3 separate regions of the Mus musculus genome follow, and all the other regions are linked to region 1. Evidence: chromatin loops called from intact Hi-C (ENCODE). Cell type or tissue: heart. All regions are shown on one strand.

Region 1 (8,000 bases):
GCCACATCATCCAGACTTCCTAGAATTCAGTCTAACCCACTGGCTGTCTTCATGCCCAGTCATTTGTGGCATTTTTTTCCTAGACAGTGAGTTCAGTGGGTAAGCATAAACCTCATCTTTGTAGTTGATCTGTAGAGTAAAGCAAGTGCGTGGAGTCACTGCAGTTCTCACTCAAGCACTCCATGTCTGAACTGTCCCCTCACTCTGTCTTCCTTTCTCACTTAGCACTAATCCCTCCTGCTCACCTCTTACTCATCTGCCCCTGTGGCCATACTTCCCTGTATCTCCATCCTTCCAGCCTTCTACCCTCTAACCCAAGCAATCTCCATGGGCTCTTTTTGGTAGCACCTGGTCCCCAAAGCTTTTTCTAAAGCTCCCCTTCCAGTGTGAGGACATGTTATGGTTTAGTGGCAGAACAGTAATGTATGTGAAACCCAGGGGTCAGTGATTTAGTCCTCCATTCACTCTATGCCTCTCCAAAGCAGATGTTGCCTTGTGAGATATGGAGGTAACTCAGAGGGCCTCTAAGTCAGCATCCCCACTCTCTTCGCAGCAACCAATGATGTCTGAACACTAAAGTGACTCATTTTCATTTCAATGGCCGAGTACTGTGGACACCAGCACAGTGCTTTGAAAACAACCCTAGCCTGGGAGTTCAAAGATCCCAAAACTGTGACTGACACAATCTCTGGCTTCAGTTGCCCTATTGATAAAATAAGACACTGTCTAGGAATTCTCAATAAGCAGGAGGCAATCCATCCATCTTCAGGAGGCAGCTCCATAGAAGATACCACTGAAAAACAAAACAAAACAGGCCCCACTTGCTTTCCTAGCCAGCTCTGAGTGGAGAACTGGGCCAGCTCCGAATGGCTTCCCGTAGGCATGTGGCCTTCTGTTGCTCCTTCTCCTTCCTCTACTTGAGAGGTCCGTTTTGAAAATACAGATCTTATCATCTCGCATCCCTAGTGAACACCCTCTAGTGGCTTCTCCATTGCTCTCAGGAAGGAGAACAAAATTTATTCGCGGTCTCTAAGGCTACATGTAACCCAATGCCTGCATTCCTCACTAGCCACTCTGCTCATACTTTCAAGACTTCTCCTGTATCCAGCCTTCTAGCTGTTTCTCGAACACACCACATTTTGGCTCAGTTTTCATTCACCGCAAACGAAACAATCACACACCTCTTCTCACCTGGTTCAAAGGATTCACTGTCCCTGTTCTCGAGAATTCATGTTTTCTATTTTATCGTCACCATTACTTGACCACTATGTATGCTAGGCAAGAATTCTACCATTGAGTTACAACCCCGCCCTCAGTGTCTTCTTGGAGGCAGTCCTCAACCTTTGGAGACAGACTCAGGTGTTCCTCATGACATCTAATCTCCAAGACTTCTCCATCTCTAACCCATCATAAGGCCCAACCATAATAAGTAAGTATTGGATATCTTCAGGATGAGTGTGTTCTCAGTGAATATTGAAAAGGAAGAGAAACCTCCTTCAAAGTTTTCTAGGAAACTGCAGATTCTGAAGCTGACACAGTGAGATAGTAGACCCTACTTGTTATCTCATCCCAGACTCCATCCCTGCCTCAATAAGTAGGATTGTGTAGAAGAGTCCAAGCTGAGTCAAAGACAACACTTTAAGAGGCCCTGTTGTGATAGACCGAGGTCTTAAATAGGATTAGGGAGTTTCTGGAATTTCCTACTTACAGGAAGCCCTTAAACCTGAACCAAGCCTTACCCAACTCCAAACTTAGGAAAGGAAGTGTTGGGAAGTAGTTGGCCTTCAATCCTTCATCTTCCTCCCCCTTTTTCCCTGCCACTTGGAACTGGACTGGGAAGGAATCAAGGCTGATCCTTGGAGACTATAAGTCTCTATCTAAAATAGATGGGTGTTGGAGAGAAGCAGGCGAAGCTGCTTAGGAAGGTTTAACCCTTATGGATGGGCTGGGGAGAGGAGCCGTGCTGTGGGATTGCATGAGCACATGACTGGATAGATGGGTATACTTCTTGGACAGAAGGCCAGGAGAAAATGAGAGGGAGCCAGAGCTTGGGGCAGAGGTCCTAGGCCTGTGAAGACTTTCCATCACAGAGCACTTCCCAGGGCAGAGTGCATGTTGAAAGGATAGTGACCCCAAGTTTATTAACTTGCTTGGATCTTACGAAGCAGAATGTTTAGGAGGTTTCAGAAAAGTCCCTGAGCTCAGCTCTCCCTCCTCAGGCTGTGCCTTCCTCACCTACTGCGCCCGGGACTCTGCCCTCAAGGCCCAGAGTGCACTGCATGAGCAGAAGACCCTGCCAGGGGTAAGTCAATCAAGGCTGGGGATGGGATGGGTGGGAGTCACCTGACGCGTGAAACAATGCTCTACCACTCTGTACGCAGGTCTAATCACCATACAGGGCTGGGTTGGTACCAGCAGCTAGAAACAAGGGTATCTACCCAGGAAAGGGTTTATGTCTGTGTTCCTTGAGCAAGTCAAGCCTTGTACCATACTCAGTCTTCTGGCTCAAAAAGGGGAGGGGGCTCAGGGCCAAGTGTCTCAACCTATCTTTTAAAAGAGACATCAATGGGAATTTGGTTAGAATTTTTCCACTTTGACTAAAATCGTGGTTTTGGGTATTGTTGTCACTCCTGTGAGCATGTCTGTCGCTCCATGTTGTCTCCACTCTTGTGCTCCTGGATGGGACTTTCCTGTGGACTTTTTCCTGTAATACTTTTGGGGTGCCTTGACTCACCTAAATTGTCTTCACTCCATATTATAAACATAACTAAAGTTAAAAGATACTTCTTGATTTTATAGGCACTTGGGATTTTATGATCTGGTCTCAATTAATGGATGGTCACAAGCAAAGGAAAATCAGAACCTACCATTTGTGTCATGGTGACAGTTAGGGTCAAGCATTGGTTGCCAAGAGGAAACCAAGGCTCCCAGCCTCATTTTCTCCTAGGAGACATTCAGGTGTCATGAGTAGGCAAAGTCTGGGACAATGTCTATTCCAGACTTAAGAAATTCATTGGTCTATAAAGAGACCAGAATAGAATAAAGGCACAAAGATGCAAAACATATCATGAGATGTGTTCAAGTAGATCTCAGATGTATATCTGGGAAAGAAGAATTTAATGGGATTCTAACACGAAGGCATCATAACATGATAATTAAAGATACTTGGTTTTAGTCTTTCAGACTTAGATCTGAATATCATCTATGTCTCTTCTATAATTCCTTCAATTCAAGCTTCAGTTTTCTCCTCTGTTGGGAGTGGGTTGTACTAAGATCTTAGTTCATCAGACTGTAGTAAGGAAAGTCCCAGTAAATGTGACTGTTGCCTTAAGATCCTGACAAAGGATCTGATTTTCTGTAGAAGTCCCAGGTGTCGAGAACAAGATCAATTAGAATAAGAACCAGGTACCCATTTCAGCTTTATTTTACAAATCAGAACTTTCCATGAACTCACCAACTCTGTGATCCTGGGCAAGTCTAAAACCCGAGTGTTGCTGGACACACCTTTAATGCCAGCACTTTGGAGGCAAAGGCAGGCAGAGCTCTCTGAGTCCAACCTGGTCTATATATCAAGTAACAAGACAACCAGGCTTATATAGTGAGACTTTGTTTCAAAAAATAAGATAAAACACCCGTGTTTCTTCATCTGTAAGACTGAATTCATGGGTGATGAGCTTAGGCGTGTGAAGTACATAGCACAGCAAAATGTAAGCACACGGTCTGGGTTAGCTAGTGGTAGTAGCAGTAGTAAATGAAACAGAAACGTTAGTAGGAGCCATCGTAGAAAGCATCATTCACCTAACCGTGGGAGCAAATGGTTCCTGCTGCAAGCACAGGCATTGAGACAAGCTGGAACACCCATGCAGGAAACTGTGCGATAAAAATTCAGAGCTGGGGCTGGTGAGATGGCTCAGCAGGTAAGAGTACCCGACTGCTCTTCCGAAGGTCCAGAGTTCAAATCCCAGCAACCACGTGGTGGCTCACAACCATCCGTAATGAGATCTGACTCCCTCTTCTGGAGTGTCTGAAGACAGCTACAGTGTACTTACATATAATAAATAATAAATAAAATCTTTTTAAAAAATTCAGAGCTGGAAGGAACAGGTGGGTGTGAAGCTGTTGGACCCACAGGGGAGGGTCCAAGAGAGCCTGGGCCAGAGTGGGGCAGAATCCTATGGAGGGCTACGGTTGAAGGGGGAAAAGGTGCAAGATTTGGAGATTTGGACTTCACTGGGAAAGCCCTGAGTAAATTAAGATGAGCTTTGGGGAGAAAAGACTTCCAAAGAAATGGACAGTACCACTGGGGCTTTATAAGAATTGGGACTCCTTAGAAAAGGATGGCAAAGCTCCAGAGACCTTGTAAGATTTCTAAAGGAGAAGAGCAAAATGGTTCTAACCAACAGTCATCAGCTCCAATGTTCATGGCGTTTTATGTGTACCAAGTCATTTAATCCTTTGTGAAGAAGGTATTGTTATTGGTACCCCCATCTTACAGATGAGAAGACTGAGTCTTAAAGTGAACTGCCCAAGTTCATGTCTCTGAGCCCAGTTAGTCTACTCACTCAATCACTCCACTAGTTCATGAGAAAACTTGGTAGCAGACGGGCTCTTAGTTTCTGGAGAGTATAGCAATTGAGGACTTCTGCCCTCTACCATCCTTCCTTCTGCAAACCTCCAGTGTGGCTTGGCTTCCTCTGTTACTGCCAACATTGGCTTTATTCCCCCTTCTCAACTTAACAAAGTGAAAATTAATATTTAATTATCCTCCTAAATGAAAATCAATGGCACTGTTGGCTAGCCCCGGCAACATCCATGCCATCAATTTCTCCTCTGCGCTTGCCAGGGGCAGCAGCGACCGCCAGAGTGGAACAGGCAGGCAGGCGCCTAGCTTTCTGCAGGTACTGAGTCCCGGGCATAGCTGCCACCTGCTGGAGAAACAGGGATAAGACTTCTTTGTGCAGTTTGCTGGACTCTGGCGGGACTGTGAAGGGAAGTCTGTAAAAGCTGAGCGAATCCACAAAAAGAAACCCCAAGTGTTCACGGGAAATAGCACAGATTGTTCTGGAGCAAAATCTCCTCTCAGATCCTCCCCCACCCCCGTTTACCAACATTGCCAGTCTCTGCCGTCCACTGAAGCTTGGCTCCCTACTCAGGACTTGCTTCGAACTGCAGCTATCTGTCCCACCTGGCTCCCAAGTCCTGAAGACTTTTCCTGATGACGCTACTGCACGCTGTTTCTTTGAGCCCCACCCTAGTTCTAGAATCGTGAGGAGAAAGAGGCCAACTTCATCCCCACTTTTGGGATTAGGAGGTTGGTCTATCTCCCTGTCCATGTCCTCACTTCAGCCAAAGATCACTTCAGAAATTCTGAGGATAATGTGAGAACAGACGGGAAGATGTCTCTCCCCCCCCCCCCACTCCCCACCAGCGCCTGCAAAGATGGCTGTGGCTGTGTGTGAGTGGAGAGCCCTGTGCATGCTGGGGCCAGAGGAAATGGGTCACACAAGTTCTGACAGTCAGTTATGGGTGGATTTAAGAAGAGTTAGAGATGAAGCTTTAAAGATTGCTCTGGCTACAGTGTGAAGACTGGGCTGAAGAGGGGAGGCAAGATAGGACATTCGCTTCTGTAGAGGCGAATGGTGAAGCATGCTGCCCTGAAGCTGGGTTGATGCAGGCGTGGAGAGGGAAGGGATGAGCTCATGACATGCATATGAACTCTAGGGGCTCGTGGGATCTGAGAGTGAGCTGGGTTAGACGTGTGGTAGAACTGAGTGCTGAAAATGATGATGCACCTCGGACCCCTCAGCAACGGTCATTACTGATGAGAAATTCTGATAAACCCCCTTCCAGTGTACTGCTGGGTGCAGTACAGAATCAGCCCAGAGCAACCAATAGCCCTAAGGCGGGTGTTTTCTAAGTCTATCATAGAAGTGCAATAGATCTTGCCTCCTTTTTGCCGACTGGGTCAACAGATCAGGGCCTTGTGCAGGTCGGTTACCTCTGAGCTTCCTTCCCCTGCTTCCTGGAGTAGATTGTTCTTTTCTCTCCCCTTTTTCCGAGGCTGATTTCCCCTTCGTGGCCCTGACAGACGAGGGCTTGGAAAGCTCTTCAGGAAGCAGGTGATCAGCCAAGGCCAGGGCTCACCTGAATCCCCCATGGCAAGTTTGAAGCCAGGCTGCCCAGTAGCTCTCATGAGCAGCTTTCCCCTCCAGCATGAGTAGCATGCCTAAACCTCAGACGTTCCCAATCATCCCTGTCTCCTGGGGCTGAGGCTCAGAGTCTGGGAAGCAGTAGTCTCCCAACCGCTAAGCCAGAAACCTGAGAGTCAGCCCCCATGTCCTCTCTTCCCTCGGCCTCACCCTCAAGAGAACTGTAGTTAGCTCATTTGTCCTGAACATCTTTTGGGTCTGTCCGTTTCCTTCTACAATGGCCCCAGTCTCTCTCACCTTCCACCTGCACCACTGACTTTCCTGTTTCTTTAACCCCAATCTTCTCTCTGCACCATGACAACTTATGAGATGCTTTCAAAGACTAAACAGACCGGGTCACACCCCCTCCTCCTTTTAAAATCCCTTCCTGGATCCTCCTAGCATGTGAAATATATCCAAATCAAAATCTGTGACATGCATTTTAAACAGCCTGTCCTGATCTGGCCCCGTCCTGCCTTTCAGTTTCACCTCCTTTCACCAAAACAAAATGAAAACAAAACACCCTCCCCCAAATTATAAAAGCCAAAAAGACAAGAGGCACACAAAAAGATGAACAAAACCTGCCATATCTGGTATACCTACTAAGATCTGGCTACTGCAATTTTCACCATAATTTCCCCTCACACCCCTCTTATGAGCGGAGATTCTGAGACTCAAAGAGCTTAGAGAAGCTTCCAGTGATGTAACTAGGATTTAAGTTCACATCTGTCTCACAAGCAGCTTCTCCTTCAGGAGCTGGAGCCCTTGCTCCCTCAGGCTCAACGCTCCCTGTCTCTACTCTAGGTGTCTAGAATACTCCGCTGCCAGCCTTGCCTCTCCCACTAATTCTACCTACTCTGATCATAAGGCCCAGGTCAAACAGTATCTTAGTGGATTGTTTCCTGTGTCAGCCTCTTGAGCTGCAGCCAGCCTGGCTCATAGCTTCGTCTTGCCTTGTCAAGACGAAGGTCTTGGTACCTCAGTGTCTCATTTGCATTCATGTCTTAAAAATGGAGTTGAGTGCCGGAGAGTGGTTCAGTCAGTAAGCTACTTGCTGTGCAGACATGGGGACATGAGTTTGATTCCCCAGAAGACCCCACATACAAAGCCAACAGCAATGACCCATTCCTGTAATCCCATGGTGACAGGAAAATCCCTTGGTTTGCTGGTCAGCTGTTCTAGTTGAATCAGAGAATTCCAGATTCAATAAGAGACAGGATCTGAAAAAAAAATAGAGGGAGCCCTTGTTAAAGGCACTGCTGTTCTTCCAGAGTACCCAGATTCAATTCCCAGCACCAGCATGGAAGTTTACAACCATCTGTGACACAGTTCCAAGAGATCTGGTGCCCTCTTCCAGTCTCTGTGTACACCATGCATACACGTGATGCACAAATATACACGTAGACAAAACACCTATACACATAAAATACAAATAAATCAACTCTGACCTTCACACACACACACACACACACACACATGGACAAGCACACACAGTGGACGTTAGCTGGCATGATGATTCCTATCACCCATCAGTCAGTAGGCTAAGGCAGGAGGAGTATCATGAATTTGAGGCTAGCTTAGGCTATTGGCAAGTTCTAAGGACAGTCTACATAATGAACCTCTATCTTAAAATCAAAACCATAAATAAATAAATAATCATGGAGTTGCACAGTAGGATGCAAAAATCACAGACTTTACCATTAGGCAGACCTGGAGTGAGCCACAGAGTACCCACCAAATGAGCTTTCCTACTTGCTCTCATTCTCTCTCTTATTGTCCTAGAAAAATGTGTTTCTCTCCCTGGGCCTCAGT
Region 2 (8,000 bases), 240 kb before region 1:
ACAAGCTGGGAGCTCCACTGTTAAGGAAATCCTGTTTCCCTGCTTCTGGATACCTGGGCCTTTTCTATAAAAATCTGAAATTAGAAGGAGCTCTGGCCAGTGACAACAAGTACTACCTTCCCTAGTGATTCAGGAACCAGTGGTGCCACCTGGAGCCACTGTCATAAATGTGTATCTCTGACACTAATCTGTTGAAATCCATAGCAGAGGGCAGAGGACAAATTCGGTCTTCTTTGTAAAGTTCCTTCCTATGGCTTTTCTACACTAGAACCAGAACTACAGAGCTAAGTACCTCTAGCAGTGTAGAAAGCTGTAAGATTCTCTAAATACATTCAATAACTACATACTAAGTAGTCCTTTACAAAAACAGTTTGCTAACCTCTGACCTGTGTGGAAAAGAAAGATGAATCAAAAGGCCGCAGTAACTACCTGGGCTGCTGCTAACTTCTAATTCCAGTTTACTACAAGACTGACATGTGTCTTCTGGCCTAAGTGTTGTGAAGTCTCTGGAATTCCTTTGTAATAAACTGACTTTATTAGCAGCTTTAGAAAAGAAACCAGGAGTAAGGAGGGTGTTCCTGGAAGGCAAGAGGGCCAAGCACCTGTGAGTGGCAGGGATGCAGCCCTGTCTCAGGAACAGACCACAAAGCTCAGAGAAGCTAGTTTAATGTGTTCCACACCTCCTCAAACAACAAAACAATCAGTGATAGGCTTGATGCCTGTTGTTGTCATATACCTTACTTAAATTCTCTAAGAAATTCGCAGCATCGGTATAGATTTTCCAGTTTTATAGGAAACCAAAGCTCGGGGAAGTTAGTTTCCCTGACACAGAAGGGCCAGTGCTGGGACGCTTTGTCTCCTTTCTTTAGCTGTGTATCCTGACTATGTACACGCAGCGTCACAGACTCATGCACCCGACAGCATCCGATCCAAATAACATAACATTTCACTCATAAGTATTTCAGTACATGTTTCTCAAAGACATGATCTTTAAAAAAAAAAAAAATCAAGGCTAGAGATGGCTCAGCACTTAAGAGCACTGGCTGCTCTTCCACTGGGTTCAGTTCAAAGCACCCACACGGTGACTCACAACCAACCATATGTAACCTCACTTCCAAGAGATCCAACATCCTCTTCTAGCCTCAAAAGCACTTTACACATGTAGGCACACAGACATACATGTAGCCAGAACACTCATACACACAAAATAAATTAAATAAATCTTTGAAAAAGTTGTTTTAAACTTATAATACTATTATCTACCTGAAAAAAAGCAACCCTAAAAACTAGTCTTTGTCTCATGAAGCTCTCACATTCTAAAATTATTTTTTTTCTTAAACCACAATAGAAATAATGTCTACATTACCAAGAACTGTGCCTTCAATTCAAGCCTGTCTCCAAAACTTGTATATATTCCATTTCATCAGGGAATACCACCTTTCTGGCCTTTTAATGCTCTCTACATACACTAGTCCCTAACTCACCCCTGATGAATCTCTGCAGTAGGTGAAACCTGAAAAGAAAGCACCAATACGCCTTAAACAGCTAACAGCGCAGGAAGTATGCAAAGGAAAACAGAACAAGGTGGAGTCAAATCCATCCCTCATAAAAGCCACAAGGCTGCTGAATCTGACAGGAAGTGACAATGAGTGTCGCAGACAGTGAGAGGATGAGAGGAGCTGCTCATCCATCCTCCAGAGACCCAGTCCTCTTTCCCTTCACTACAGCGCCCCACTCCAGTTAGCAAGGACTTTCCAGCCTTCCTTTCAGAGGCTACGGCTGATGAGATACAGCAGAGGTTCCTTTGGGACTCGCTCTTCCTTGCTCTTTGAGCTCCTTTCAATGAATTAATACTTCTGAGCTGCAGCAGGCGCCATTTAACTAACCATGATTAAGTCTCAGCCCTGAAACTCTAGGACCACAAATGAATGCAAAAACCCATGATATGGATTCATGGAGGGGAAAAACTCTTTGTAAAGGCAATGTTTAGTCTGACTTTGTTTTGTACTTACACATAATTCCCAATTTACATAAGTGCATGATGAAAATAGGGGAGATAAGGAAGGTGAATATGATTAAACTATGAAAATGTCACAGTGAAACTCACTGTTTTATACAGTTAATTTACACTAATAAAAAAGAGAAGATGATGAAGGGAAAATAATCAGAAGAGTCACTTAAAGTTTTCATAACACAAAGAAAGTCAAAAGAAACAGCTGCTGACTGCCAAGCAGATAGGGGAAATATGCAAAGTACATATGAAGACATCTGCTGCTGATGCTTACGAACTCCAAATGTACCAACGTGACCTCTAAAGCTCTTGGAAATGACATGGGAAACCACGGCTGGAATCACACCAGTACAAACCTGTCAGCCACACTAACAGCTGCAAAATATAAACCAAAGTCTACAAAGCTACGCAGAAATGCCGTGCTGAGGACAGAATCAAAGACAGTGAACATCTAAGAGCTCTAGCCAAGCCCTAGGCAGTGGCTGAGTACCACTGAGGCAGACCCATCTCTCTGGGTTTGAGGCCAGCCTGCTCTACATAATGCATTTCAGGTCAGCCAGTGCTACACAAATTGAGACCTTATTAAAATAAAAAAAGAGCTGGGGGTGGTGGCACATGCCTTTAATCCCAGCACTTGGGAGGCAGAGGCAGGCGGATTTCTGAGTTCGAGGCCAGCCTGGTTACAAAGTGAGTTCCAGGACAGCCAGGGCTACACAGAGAAACCCTGTCTCGAAAAACAAAAAAATAAAAAATAAAAAAAGAGCTATTTGCTGAGAAAGAAATGCTGTTTCTCACTTACCCAGTCTTTCTGGTTAAGTTTAGCTGCTTCATTATATACTTCAGTGGCAGCTTTGTGTTTTCCCAGAAGAAACCTGTGAAGATAAATTTTCTATAATTATTACTTCCTCAATTCATTACTTTTGGTTTGTTTTTGAGGCAGGTCCTTACGTAATTCCAACTAGCCCCCAATGCACTGTGTGACCAAGGATAACTTGGAACCGGTCCTCATGCCTTCAGCTCCAAGTACTAGGGTTATGGTGTGCACTGCCACACCCAGCTAACCTAAACTCCTGTAGGATTAACTCTACAAATTCACATTTTACACATGTTCCAGAGCTAAAAATTGTATAAGTATTTTTCAAAAAGTTGAGCTGGTTGTATGGGAACGGCAGGGGGCACCATTGCGCCCCAAAAGCAGAAGCTCTTGAGGCAGAGCTTGTGTCAGCGCTGTTCTAAGACAGTAAGGTCATCACACACCAATGTTGGTGGCATTCTTCTGTAACTACTATCTGTATTGTTTTATAAAAGTAGACAGCCGGGCGTGGTGGCGCACACCTTTAATCCCAGCACTTGGGAGGCAGAGGCAGGCGGATTTCTGAGTTCGAGGCCAGCCTGGTCTACAAAGTGAGTTCCAGGACAGCCAGGGCTATACAGAGAAACCCTGTCTCGAAAAAGCAAAATAAAACCAAAAACATAAAAAATAAAACTAAAAGTAGACAAAACCAACAAAAGGTCAAACCATATGCCATGAAGCATAGCCACCATCATCTCCAACCTTGCCCAGTAAGGGCGGATCCTTTTCCTCCTCAACCCAGGTCTCTTTTTGATCATGAATTTGAAGAGAACTGAGTTCTATATGAAAATGATGCCAGTAAGAAAGGCAGTGTGGGGAGGAACATGGAGATGGCACTGCATGGAACACTAGGGTGTGAAAATGTTTATGAAGACTTTACAAGTATTTCCAGAGGGATCCGCAGGCCATGTGCTCAAAATACCTCACGTTTACTATATGTCAATATTCCACCTAACATCAAACCAACACGCTATGTCTTGCCCATGTGATTATAGAAGAGTTATGGGATAATACACTGTTCTCATCAACTAGAAGGTCCGGAGTTCCTTAATACTAGCTGACTTCCAGATTAATCCATGCTCTTCAAGATGAAGCCCATCATACTTATTACTCATTGTCCCACATAGCAAACATCTGGCTGATATAGCAATAAGTTTTTTCCCAAAAATCACTTCAAAAGACAGCATTTTATGTGGTCTTCTGTGATTGTTCCAGTACTCACAAAGATCTGGCCACCTGCTTGAGATTATCAGCACACTGTGGGCTGAGAACAGCACATGTCTGAAAGAGTTCTAGGGATTCTTGGATATTTCCTTCCAGGCGAAAAATCAGTGCTGCCAAATAATAGAAAATACAGAAAATAAGCCATATTCTTAGAAGTAGAGGCTGGCATCAGAAAAACTGGAGGAGGAAGAAGAGCTAAAATCAGAGAAAGCCTTTAATCCAATCAGTCATCACTAGATGGGTAGAAGCAAGCAAAGTGTTACTAAGGGGAAGCCCGTAGTAAGCTAACTGAGATTTACCCATTCTGCTTCCAGCATCTATACTCAGATAACAGGTCTTTTACAAATCACAGAAATTCTTTGTAAGAATAATATTTTGAAGGGCTAGAGGTGGCTCAATTTGTGAAGAGCATTTACTGCTCTTGTAGGGGACTGGGGTTCAATTCCTAGTACCCACATGGTGGCTCACAACCACCTTTTATTTTATGTATATAAGTGCTCTGTCTACACACACCAGAAGAGGGCACCAGATCCCATTACATATGGTTTGTGAGCTACCATGTGGGTGCTGGAAATTGAACTCAGGATCTCTGGAAGAACAGTCAGTGCTCTTAACCACAGAGCCATCTCTCCAGCCCCTTACAACAACTTTTAATTCTAGTTCCTGGGGATCCAATGATCACTACTGGCCTCCACAGGCACCATGCATGTACATGTTACACAGACATACATCCAGGCAAACACACATACATGTTTTTTTGTTTTGTTTTGTTTTGTTTTGTTTTGTTGGTATTTTCCAGACAGGGTTTCTCTATGTAGTCCTGGCTGTCCTGGAACTCACTTTATAGACCATGATGGCCTCGAACTCAGAAATCCACCTGCCTCTGCCTCCTGAGTGTTGGGATTAAAGGCGTGCGCCACCACGCCTGGCAAAATAATTTTAAAATATATTTAAAAAACATGTTTACCCAATATCAGGCACTGGCCTCCAGATGTGTGCACAATACATATACAGAATTATGTTCAAATTTATTTTTTTCTTTTTTTAAAAGATTTATTTATTATTATACACTGTATAATAATTTCTTTATTATTGTACACTGTAGCTGTCTTCAGACGCACCAGAAGAGGGCATCAGATCTCATTCCAGGTGGTTGTGAGCCACCATGTGGTTGCTGGGATTTGAACTTAGGACCTTTGGTAGAGCAATCAGTGCTCTTACCCGCTGAGCCATCTCGCCAGCCCATGTTCAAATTTCAAAGGATAGTAAATAAGACTTCTCTGAGACACTATTTGAATTTAAGTCTTCCCTAGGTTGTTTGGGTTTTTTTGTTTGTTTGTTTTCCAAGAACCTTGGGCTAAATATATTTTCCAGTAAGGAAAGAAACAATATGTCTTACCTTGGACATAGATAGCATATTCACATAGCCCCTGAGTCTCCTGAAGCTGTTCTTTGATCACAGCCTAAAAGAGAAGAATAGCTGAGTAGGGGTTAGGTGTTACCAAAGCAGCAGTAGAGGCAGACAAGGGACATAAAACACCTAGGACATAGACAACAATTAACAATGTGGTTTCATCAGGAGTTTTGTTTTCATCTCAACTCTTATGATCACTTATTTCAGAATAAGGTTAGCAACCTAGGGGCTCTCAGAATATTTCTGTATGTACATCCCTCATTTAGAAATACTTTTAGGGTTGGGCATGGTGGTGCACGCCTTTAATCCTGGCACTCAGGAGCAGAGGCAGGTGGATCTCTGTGGTTTGAGGCCAGCCTGGTCTACAGATCTAGTTCCAGGACAACCAGGACTACACAGAGAAACCCTGTCTTATAAAAGAAAAAAAAAAATACCTTTAGCACTTGCTGCTCTTTCAAAGGACCCAAATGTGATTACCGGCTCCCTGATGGCAACTCACAATTATACAGATAGTACAGTTGTGTAACTCTGTAACTCCAGTCTCAAGTCCCAAGGAGTCTGATGACATCTTCTGGCCTCCTCAAGCAATACTTGCTTGAGACAAACAGGTAAGCAAAACACCCACACATAAACTTTAAAATTTCTGAATAAGTTTTGTATTTTTGCATTATATGCCATGCACTGTGGTATGTGCCTACAATCTCAGCACTCAGGAGGTGGAGACAAGAGGACCAAGAAATCAAGGTCAACTTCTACTACCTATTGAATCTGAGGTTACATGCAACTGTTACAAACAAAACCAAAAACCAACAACAGCAACAACCAACAAATAGGAGATAAGAACTACATAACCCTAAAGTCTAAACCACTGTCTTGACCAGACATGGAGGCACACACCTTTAATCCCAACACTCAGAAGGCAAAGGCAGGTGGATCTCTGTGAGTTTGGCCTGTTAGCAAGTTCAAGGCCGACCAAAGATACAGAGGAAAACCTCATCTCAAAAAATTAAATTTAAAATAAACTACTATCTCATCCATAACAGAAAAAAAAATTTCTCAACCCCTAGTTAAAATCTAACTAGGCATGCTAGAAAAACATGAGAAAAGTTTCAAGCACCATGGCAGACGCTAGTGGTTCTCAGTAGAGAACAAATCACATGGGCTCTCTACTCTGACAGACTAGACCCAGGTACTTACTCTCAAAAGGCAGCATCTACAGCCATCCCAAGAGAATTAAGAAAGGCTTCCCAAAATGAAAAGCTTCAAACTGTGTGTTGGCAAGGGGTAGAAGAGGAGCTGAGGCAAATAAGAGGGTGGGAGAGAGGACAGAGTGTCATACTAAAGGGTTTGAGTACAATGAGAAAATCCCCACAGTAAGCAGGAAGGAACCTGCTCCTATTTGCTATATAGAAACACACAAAGAGACAAGATCATAGTCAAGGCTGGTAGATAAAATATTGTTTAGATTAAAATACTGATGTTTAAAGCAGGAAGCTATTAGCTGCCACACGGGGCTGTAGACACTGACAGTGTCTGTCTGCCCAGCCTGTCTCTCACCTTGCAAGCTTCATAATCCTTCCGGATATAGTGGAGATGGATCAGCCAGTTCTGTTTCTCCACAATAGGGAAGTCTGGAGCTAGAGAGCATATTTTGGCAAAACAAACAATACAGTAAGTGTTAAATTTTCTCCTTTAGCGGAGTTCTCATGTCTAAACCAACCACAAGCAATTACAATAGTGCATTAAATTCTTCATGGAATTTGGAAATGTATGGAAATATCTTGTTTTCCTAATTGTATTTACTTTGTGGCTCCCCATGTGTGGGTACACGTACTATAGCATACACAGAGGACAATGCGTGGGTACACGTACTATAGCATACACAGAGGACAATGCGTGGGTACACGTACTATAGCATACACAGAGGACAATGCGTGGGTACACGTACTATAGCATACACAGAGGACAATTTGAAGAAGCTGGTTCTCTCCTTCCACCATGTGGGTCCTAGGGATTGAAACTGGATCAGCAGACCCCAACACATACATTAAAAAAGAAGTTTTGAAACAAGTAAAAGAGGAAGCTGGGGATCTAGCTTAAGAGCACCTGCCTAGCATGTGCATAGTCTTAGGCTCAATCCCTAACACCACAAACATTTCAATTAAAATAAACAGCCCTATGGATGGCAGAACTAATGTCTTTTTGTTAACAATATTCCGGTATTTCTCTAATATCTGATGAGGAGGAGGACGTCCCATCCAAAGCCCTTGAGAATCCCCCAGTGACAGTCACAACCTGAAGTCAGTCCTCCTAAAGTGTCACAGGTTAGCAGATGGAGGATTCTTGTTCCTCTAAATCAACAACAATACATCACCTCTGAGACCAAAAATGTAGCACTTCACAGGCCGGGTCTTCACTAGGCTTCCAAGGATGAATTTTTATAAAACCGCACACTAGCCAAGCATGCAATATCCATAATCCCAGTAATTGGGAACTAA
Region 3 (8,000 bases), 680 kb before region 1:
ATTGAGCAACAGAAACAAACAAAACACAAGCCTTCCTTCTGGTTGCTTACACTGTCATCTGAGCTCCTATAGTCACAGGTTCAAATGAGTGAGGTCTCCCCAGCAGCAGACCTCAAAGAGGCAGAAACCCCAGGCTTTATTTTATTTCTGTTTTATAATCCTTATTCTTAGTTTTCAGTTTCTCTCTTTCTTCCTCCATAAAGATATTCCTCAATTCCAAGTTACTAGCCAGAAAGCAGTGGCAAGCTCTTGAGAAGAGGCCAGCAAGCATAAAAAGTAAAAGCTGCTCCTGACCGTTAATGGCACGCAGTGCTTACAAGACTGCCCGTGAACACCAGCTCCACTACATGGCAGTGCTTTGCTGTGGGGCAAGTCATGTAATTAGTCACTTGGACATCTGTTTACAACACCAAATGGAAATTTAAGACCATGAGACACTGAATACTGCTCTGTGTGTAGTAAATGATCAATAAATGTTAACTATTACAAACATCATAAATTCAGGGATGTCCTCTTCCTCTTTATGGAGGCAGAGTACACGGAGCTCTAGTAAACACTTATAAGAGATATTTTCACAAATAAAGCTTGACTAGAAATGTATAAATACATTTATTTCTGCAAAACAGAGTTAATGTTAATTCCTCTTTCCTCTTATAAAGAATCATATTTTAAAAGAAACAAAGGGAGCCCGAATATAAAGTTGTATAAGTACTTCATTTAATAGAATAAATCTAGAGGCTAACTATAATGTTTGATATGTTCTCAGAAGTAAAAAATCTATACAAGAAAAGAACAGTTGTTCTTGGATCCTACAGTATAGTTTCAGAACTTCTAGGGCATAGTCTAGGATTTAATTTAGTCTCTGACCCCTTTTCCATTGTTCCTACTAACTACTCCATCCTCTTACTTCTGAGGCTATCATCTCCCAAGTGACACACACTATGTAAGCCTCAAGATTCCTGTTGTTCTTCATATGCTATCACATCAGGCAAAATCTAACTGGCAGAGATACTCAGCATTTTAAGTTCTTTATATTTAAATTTTCATGATTATCACGTAAGCTACATTTAAACTTTCCAGAACACATCACATAAACAAACAAACAAATCAACCAACCAACCAAACAAACAAAAAGCTGCCACTGAACTCACCTTGTTTGCCAAGATTTAGTTGGTTTATATTCCTGCATTTCCCAATATTTTATTTAGCATTTAAAGAATAACCAAGAAATTCAAAGGATGTACCCTAAATACCAACAGGTGAAAAATTTTGAATACTAGAACAGCAAAGTGCTGCTTAACAGTTATCAAATGAAAGAGCAAGGCGTATTTACATTCTCTGCATATTCAGCGTATTCAGCAAGGCATATTTACATTCTCTGCATATTCAGCGTAACGCTTTATGAAATCTCATGCTTCTACACTCAAAACACTATGCCCACAGTTCCCTCCCATGTAAAAAAAGACTTGTTGAACACAAGCACATGTCCAAAGCCATGAAACTCAATACTCTGTTCTGATTCTTACATTAACCAAGATCCAAAAAGCTGAATTTCTGATTATTACTGTTAAACCATGAGAACAATTATCAACTTTATTTCTAGTGTTCTATCTCTATATGGAAAGCTACCTTTAGCTTGTTTCTTAGAGACAGAAATCACAAAGGGCAGCTAACATGCCACCAGAGCAATCACAATGAAAAACCTGCCAGTCAAGGATTTCAAGACAGGTGACATTAAGACTCGTCCTTCCTAAGTGTCTTGCCACATGCTTTTTATCCTTTTATAAAAACAGTCTTACTTAATGTTTAAGGAAGAAATATAAAAAGAGCTATAAATTAACATCCTTGGTCACAGATAAGCACGTATGTAACAAGATTATATACGTATGTCAGAAGTGAAATACAGTGTTTACTGATTTTGATACTGACTTTTCACTTAAATAAAATACTAAATATGAAAGATTGCTATACTGCTCACATTTGCCTCAAATGCTTATCACTGTTTATAACTTTAGCATCTTAACTTCTAAGGATAACCTGATCTTCACTTAATGCCAATCTAGAGTTTATTCAACTCAATTTTCTTCCACCAGGTAAGTTAGCTTCTAAGTGACTCCCTCAGCTTTTCAGATATCCCAAGGGCTATAAACATGGACTCAACACTACTCTGGCCAATAAGTATGTGTGGTTTTAAACACATGATACTGATTTTCAGGCGGAAAAATGAAACAAAAAGCTAATGATAGGTTGCAAAAGAGAAAAAATGAGAGGCCATCTCCTCATTTACCTTGGTCATTAGGCATTTTATCAGAGGAGTCCGCTGACAGGTCAAGCACAGGGGAAGAGGAAACAAGAGCAAGGATCACCAGCTTTGAAGATGGACAGACAGACGTCTTAAAGGAAAAATACAATTCCCACAAACTTCCAAGTAAATTGATAATAGAAAAGAAATTCAGGTTTTCACCTCTCCACAGTCTCAGTACCCAACTCCATTTAATTGGCCTAAGCTTGCCTGGCTTACTATTTTATATTCTTTTTTCGTGAGCTTTACATAAATGGCTCCTTCTAACCTCATCCTCCACAAAAGTTGACATTTAAACTTTTATTTATTTATTTATTTATTTATTTATTTATTTAATGTAAGTACACTGTAGCTGTCTTCAGATGCACCAGAAGAGGGCATCAGGATCTCAGGTGGTTGTGAGCCACCATGTGGTTGCTGGGATTTGAACTTCGGACCTTCAGAAGAATAGTCGGGTGCTCTTACCCACTGAGCCATCTCACCAGCCCCTAAACTTTTTATGTTAAGAGACTGTGTGTGCTGAAAGAAAACATCTGTCAGAATATTGTGCAGTATAACTCTGTAGAAACCTAAAGAATCACATCTGATTTCTCTGATAAAAACTAAGAGATCACTGTAATTCTTCTGCCCAGATACAGACAGCCAACGTTTCCCTCTGGGTGGACTGGGAGAGTACCAATTTGGTGGCCAGTGGGTAGGAGAGGAATTCTTTGGAAGTCTTTACAGTGAGGCTGGCAAGTCCATTACCAGTGCTCTCCACATGCTGCAGTCCCATTATAGACAACACAGTAAAACCCTTGGCTCGGGGAGAGTTACCTTTAGGTGTTCTGAACTGTACAGCTTCAGACATGGGCCCCATGCCCTTTGAGTTCCGGGCCTGGATTTTGAAGTAGTATGGCGTATCAAGTGTTAACTCTTGAATCTGGTGAGTCAGTCTGTTTCCCACAACTGGTTCAATAACCCAGTCATGTATCTCTGCATTCACATCCGTGCTGTAATAGATGATGTAACCTGTCCAGAGCAATTAATAGAAAAAAGAGATCCCATTTCTGCTTTTCTTTTTGCAATCTGAAAGTCAATAAATGTCTACAATATAGTATCTGAATGAAGTATCATGAGGGCTCTGACTTAGAATCACGTAGTTCTGGGACTCTGCAATGGTATGCCATGCTCAATTATGATAAAAATCATTTCCCAGGAGGAAAATGCTCGGCAGATTGGAAAACCTGACAAAGTTCTAAGGGTGGGTTAGGTCACAGAGGCTGTCACCAGATATTTCCACCAGGGGGCACTCAATTCCCACAAATGAGGCAGGATGCCTTACAAACATAAGCCTTCTTGATCTACACTACAAAATTGTGATTTAAGGTTTTAAAAGACAAAGCAAAATGTAATCTGAGTTAAGCTATATTTGTTTCTTTTATAGAAGAAGCAAAATAGGAACCTAAGAAAATGACTAGGATTTATTGGGAAAGGACATCTTATTTAAACGTTACAGGAACATACTAGGTATGGTGGCACACTTTTAAGCCCAGCACTAGGCGGGAAGAGGTAGATTGGTCTCTGAATTAGAGGCCAGCCTGATCTACACAGAGAGTTCCAGGACAGCTAGGACTATAAATAAAACACACACACACACACACACACACACACACACACACACACACACACATATATATATGTATGTATGTCTCAAAAAAACCAAACCAAAACAGACAAAAAAAAAGTTACAGGGACAAAATACACTTTCTGAGTCATTAGGCCATCTTCCTTGTATTTCAGAAGGCAACTGGTTCTTTAGCAAACTTCTAATGAATGGGGCACAGGTTCCAAGCATCTGCCAGTATTCTACTATGGGGAATTTCTCTCTGAAGTCCAAAGGGGGGGCCGAGGGGTGGGGGTGGGATCCTGAGATCTTTGGTAGGCCTAGGGTAATTCAAGCTTCTAACTCTACTAGTAAGAGCACAGAATTGTGAAGTGACAGGCCTTGGGCTGTAGTGGTGGTTTAAAGCCTAATGGGATTTGGTGGGGCTTGTAAGTAGAAAAGCACAGTCTATACAGACTAGATAATTTCCAGTAAAACTGGACACACAAGTTCAAAGCAAGTCATCTGGGGAGTGGACAGCATTTTGGAAAATAAACGTACCCATCAAGCTGCAGTAGAAAAATAGGTTGTCCCACCATATATTGTTAAGTAACACTACTGGCTAGACACACAATTCCATGCTACCCTTGCTTCAATTTCAAGGACCAACATGACTCACTACACTCCATACAAGGACCCAGCCAGGTTCACATCCCCACTTTATTGATGACACAGAACTTGCCCAGTCTAAGGCGTCTTACCTGTAATCTTGCCGTTAGCTTCAGAGGGAGGCTGCCAATTCACTATGATGGTTCTAGGTTTTCCTTCCTTACTCACAACTGTCACATCCTTAGGTGGAGAAGTAGGAACTACAAAATAACAAACACTATCCATTTTAATAGAATTCAATTTTCCAATTCTTTTCACTGATAAGGAACAGCAAATGCATAGAAAAAAGACAAAGCCCCCAGCTTTAATAATGCAAGTCTATGTATAACCAATCATTTCTAATAAAAAGAAGACTATACAAAGTATCAAAGAAAAACTAAAACCATGAGGATAGAGAATGGGCCTGTGGACTGGGAGGTGGTTCCAAGCACACACTACCATCTGGTATTTTATAGTTTGCATTTTCTTAAGGCTATGACAACCTAGACGGGCAAGTGCCATTGTCCCTTGTTGGGAGGTCAAGGCACCAAAACTGAGAGCAGTTACATAACTGTCCCAGACTACTTCCTCTCAATTGATTTGGCTTATTTGGTAGGACATTTTAAAGTGTTAAAGTTTTCTCTCTTGCTCAGAGTTGACTCTTAAAGTCAAATATGGCTTTTAAAAGCTCAATTCCCTCTAAGAAGAAATTTACTACTTGGTATTTTTCATTTTAAGCTCACACTGAAAGCATACTACCAACTGCTGATGTTAATGATATAAATAAAAGCTGTTCATGTAGCAGAAAAGATGACAAAAGAAGCCGGGCGGTGGTGGCACATGCCTTTAATCCCAGCACTTGGGAGGCAGAGGCAGGCGGATTTCTGAGTTCCAGGCCAGCCTGGTCTACAGAGTGAGTTCCAGGACAGCCAGGGCTATACAGAGAAACCCTGTCTCGAAAATAACAAAACCAAAACCAAAAACAAACAAACAAACAAAAGATGACAAAAGAAAATGGCTTTCTATGTTACAGGTGAGAATGTCTAATGTAATAGCTAAGTAGGAAAATGATCAAATCAAGCATTCCTTCAAATCGCTGCTTCCTAAAACATTCGAGTTTTAATATAAAATGGAAGAGCCTAGTGAAATGAACTCCTAAGGGAAAGTAAAATTTTCTCTTATTGGTCAGTAAGCTGAAAGTAAAGCAAAAAGATATTCTTAAATGGAAACACTGAGTGTGGTGGCACATGCCTTCAATCCCAACACTCCAGAGGCAGGCGGGACGGACTTGGATGTCATGTTCGTCTATACAGTGAGTGTTAGGCCAGCGAGGGCTACACAGTGAGACCCCGTGTCAACACGAAGCCAAACAAACAAACAACAAAATAAACAGAAAAGAAAGCAAACTAATAATTATTTGCCCCTTTCTATACTGTATTCCTAACTCTCCAGTCCAATCCCCTTTCCTGGAGAAATTCTAAGCAACTGTGCAGAAGGGCAAAACTGGTTTGCACAGAATGTGGAAGTTTGGTTTTCACCAGGCACAGAAATAGGTCAGAATACATAGATTCTCAAGGCTGCTCATATCCTTACCCCAGCAAAGTGCAGGGGAAACAGGGTCTCAAGGTTGGCCGCCTACTCTTTCCTTCATCTACTTAGTTATGCTTTCTCCCTCACGTGTACTAACAAACAGCAAAGGCCAGTCCAGCGAAGGATCTTACAGAGCTGCTTTCCAAGAAAGCCCTGGATTACCCAGCAAACTGTTCAGACTAGGCAACACAGCTGGGCAACTGCTGGGTCAAGGGCAGGTCACTTCATTGTTTTCAATTTCAATTTACCAGTAAGCAGGATTAATACAATAATATCTTGTATCTACCCACCCACATGCTTTTCCATCTGTTCCTCATTTTGCCTTATAATAACCTACTAAAGTAGAAATGGGGGGGCTATCACCCCAAACAAGATGGAGGAAACTGAGATTCAGTAGGATTAGTTGGCATGCTCATGAAACAATTGGCAGATGGCTGACCAGAGATTGAATTCTTGCAATTTCTAAAACCTAGTCTGTCTTGCACTGCACTATTCTGCTGTTTACTACTGTTTTAGCAAAGTGACCCAAAAATTCACAGTAGTTGAAATGGCAAACACAACTGAAATGCGGCTGCCCACCGGGTTCTGTAGCGAGAGCAGTATGTGCACTGCCCATGTCCAGTGGACGCAGGTGATAGGATGTGCCACAATAACAGTGTGAATTCTACAGGCTTTCGTATTTCACAAAGAGAAGAAGTGTCATGTGACATGGGATTGCATTATACTTACCTAATTCAAAGGTAGCGCCATGAGCTGTCATACTCCACGTGCTTGACCTTCTGCCTTTGGTCACCATCACAGAGAACTCATAGAGCGTATTTGGCTTTAAACCAGTAACCAAATAGCTTAACGTCGTTGCATTTGCATTCTGGAAAAGCATGAATCAAAGAACTTTAAAACAAGAAAATCCCACTGATTAGCTTTTTGCTCTCAAGGCAAATGTTCAGTACCTTGTACTTCGTGTTTGCTGGGATGTTGGTCTTCCACCGGACTGTGTAGTAGCGGGAGTCTGTAATCTTCTGGTGTTTGGGCAGGGAGTTGTCTGCCCAGGTAATCCTTATGGTGTCGTGACTCAGAATGGAAGCCTGAACTCCCACTGGTGGCATCATGGGAGTGGGATCTGGCACTGGAGTGTATGGAGCATTAATAACAAATAAATCAACTTCAGAAGTGTCTGGGTAAAAAGTAATTAAGAAAGGGAAGTGGCATTTTAACATAAACAAAAATAAAAGGGAATGCAGGGGAGTATAATGGAATGAAAAATGAAAAATGGAAAAAAAGAAAGAAAATCCAGAGTTAATAGATAGCCCTCATTCATTCAGAAGAGCACTTCTAATGTGTTTTTTTTTTTAAAGGAAAAATTGTAGGAAAATGTTAAACAAAATAGTACTTAACCATATTGTCAACAATACTCTAAAGACACTGAAAGATGGTAATTGAGTGATCATGTTAATACACATGCTTGCATTTTTTCGAATTCCTTGAAAATGTGACCCGCTGTCAGAAAAAAGATTACAAAAAAACCAAAACTGCTCTTAAAATCCAGAGTATAATTTCTGAACAAGCAACATAAAACTCATAGTCTGTTTTTTTTTTTTAGTAAATATGGCTGGATTTTGGGACATGAGTTACTACTACTGCCCATCATTGGACGTGTGATGGCTAAGCCAATTCAGACTTGCTGATATCTTAAGTGCAGAGGCAGTAGAGAAATGGCTCATAGCTGAATATATCCAAAGATTCCTCTTCCTTAAGAGGTGAACTGACACCATGTCGCAGTGTGTGCTGTACTTTCTCTAGGAGTCAGAATAAGGTAGTGAACAAGTCTCCATGAGGTACAGTAAATGCCATGATCGTTACAGATTCAAATGGCAT

What was found. Peaks named below come from ENCODE experiments on the same cell type or tissue, not always from the same donor. Only the 100,000 strongest peaks of a DNase experiment are listed, where the experiment ranks them.
Region 2: a loop joins it to region 1, with 3 times the contacts of the local background. A loop is called at or near these places in 6 of 42 quality-filtered maps.
Region 3: it touches region 1 in a loop (4-fold over the local background); 6 of 42 quality-filtered maps call a loop at or near these places.

Annotation. Positions count from the first base shown.
Region 1 is chr9:59,580,057-59,588,056 of GRCm38, forward strand. Celf6 (CUGBP, Elav-like family member 6) reads left to right here. Exons shown (of 12, transcript NM_175235.3): 2 at 2,220-2,302. Among named protein-coding and RNA genes, the nearest start is that of Celf6, 5.7 kb to the left of the region's middle. In heart, a CTCF peak has its summit at 4,926 (motif pointing left); a DNase peak (open chromatin) is centred at 4,935; H3K4me3 peaks cover 609 bases; H3K27ac peaks cover 628 bases; H3K27me3 peaks cover 4,290 bases.
Region 2 is chr9:59,337,001-59,345,000 of GRCm38, forward strand. It overlaps Bbs4 (Bardet-Biedl syndrome 4 (human)), which reads right to left. Exons shown (of 16, transcript NM_175325.3): 3 at 7,060-7,139; 4 at 5,488-5,551; 5 at 4,087-4,198; 6 at 2,811-2,883. Among named protein-coding and RNA genes, the nearest start is that of Bbs4, 13 kb to the right of the region's middle. In heart, CTCF peaks have their summits at 3,178 (motif pointing right) and 4,605 (motif pointing right); no DNase peak of the experiment used is centred here.
Region 3 is chr9:58,899,796-58,907,795 of GRCm38, forward strand. Neo1 (neogenin) reads right to left here. Exons shown (of 28, transcript NM_001042752.1): 17 at 7,076-7,251; 18 at 6,855-6,993; 19 at 4,649-4,756; 20 at 3,119-3,313. Among named protein-coding and RNA genes, the nearest start is that of Hcn4, 81 kb to the left of the region's middle. In heart, a CTCF peak has its summit at 3,579 (motif pointing right); no DNase peak of the experiment used is centred here.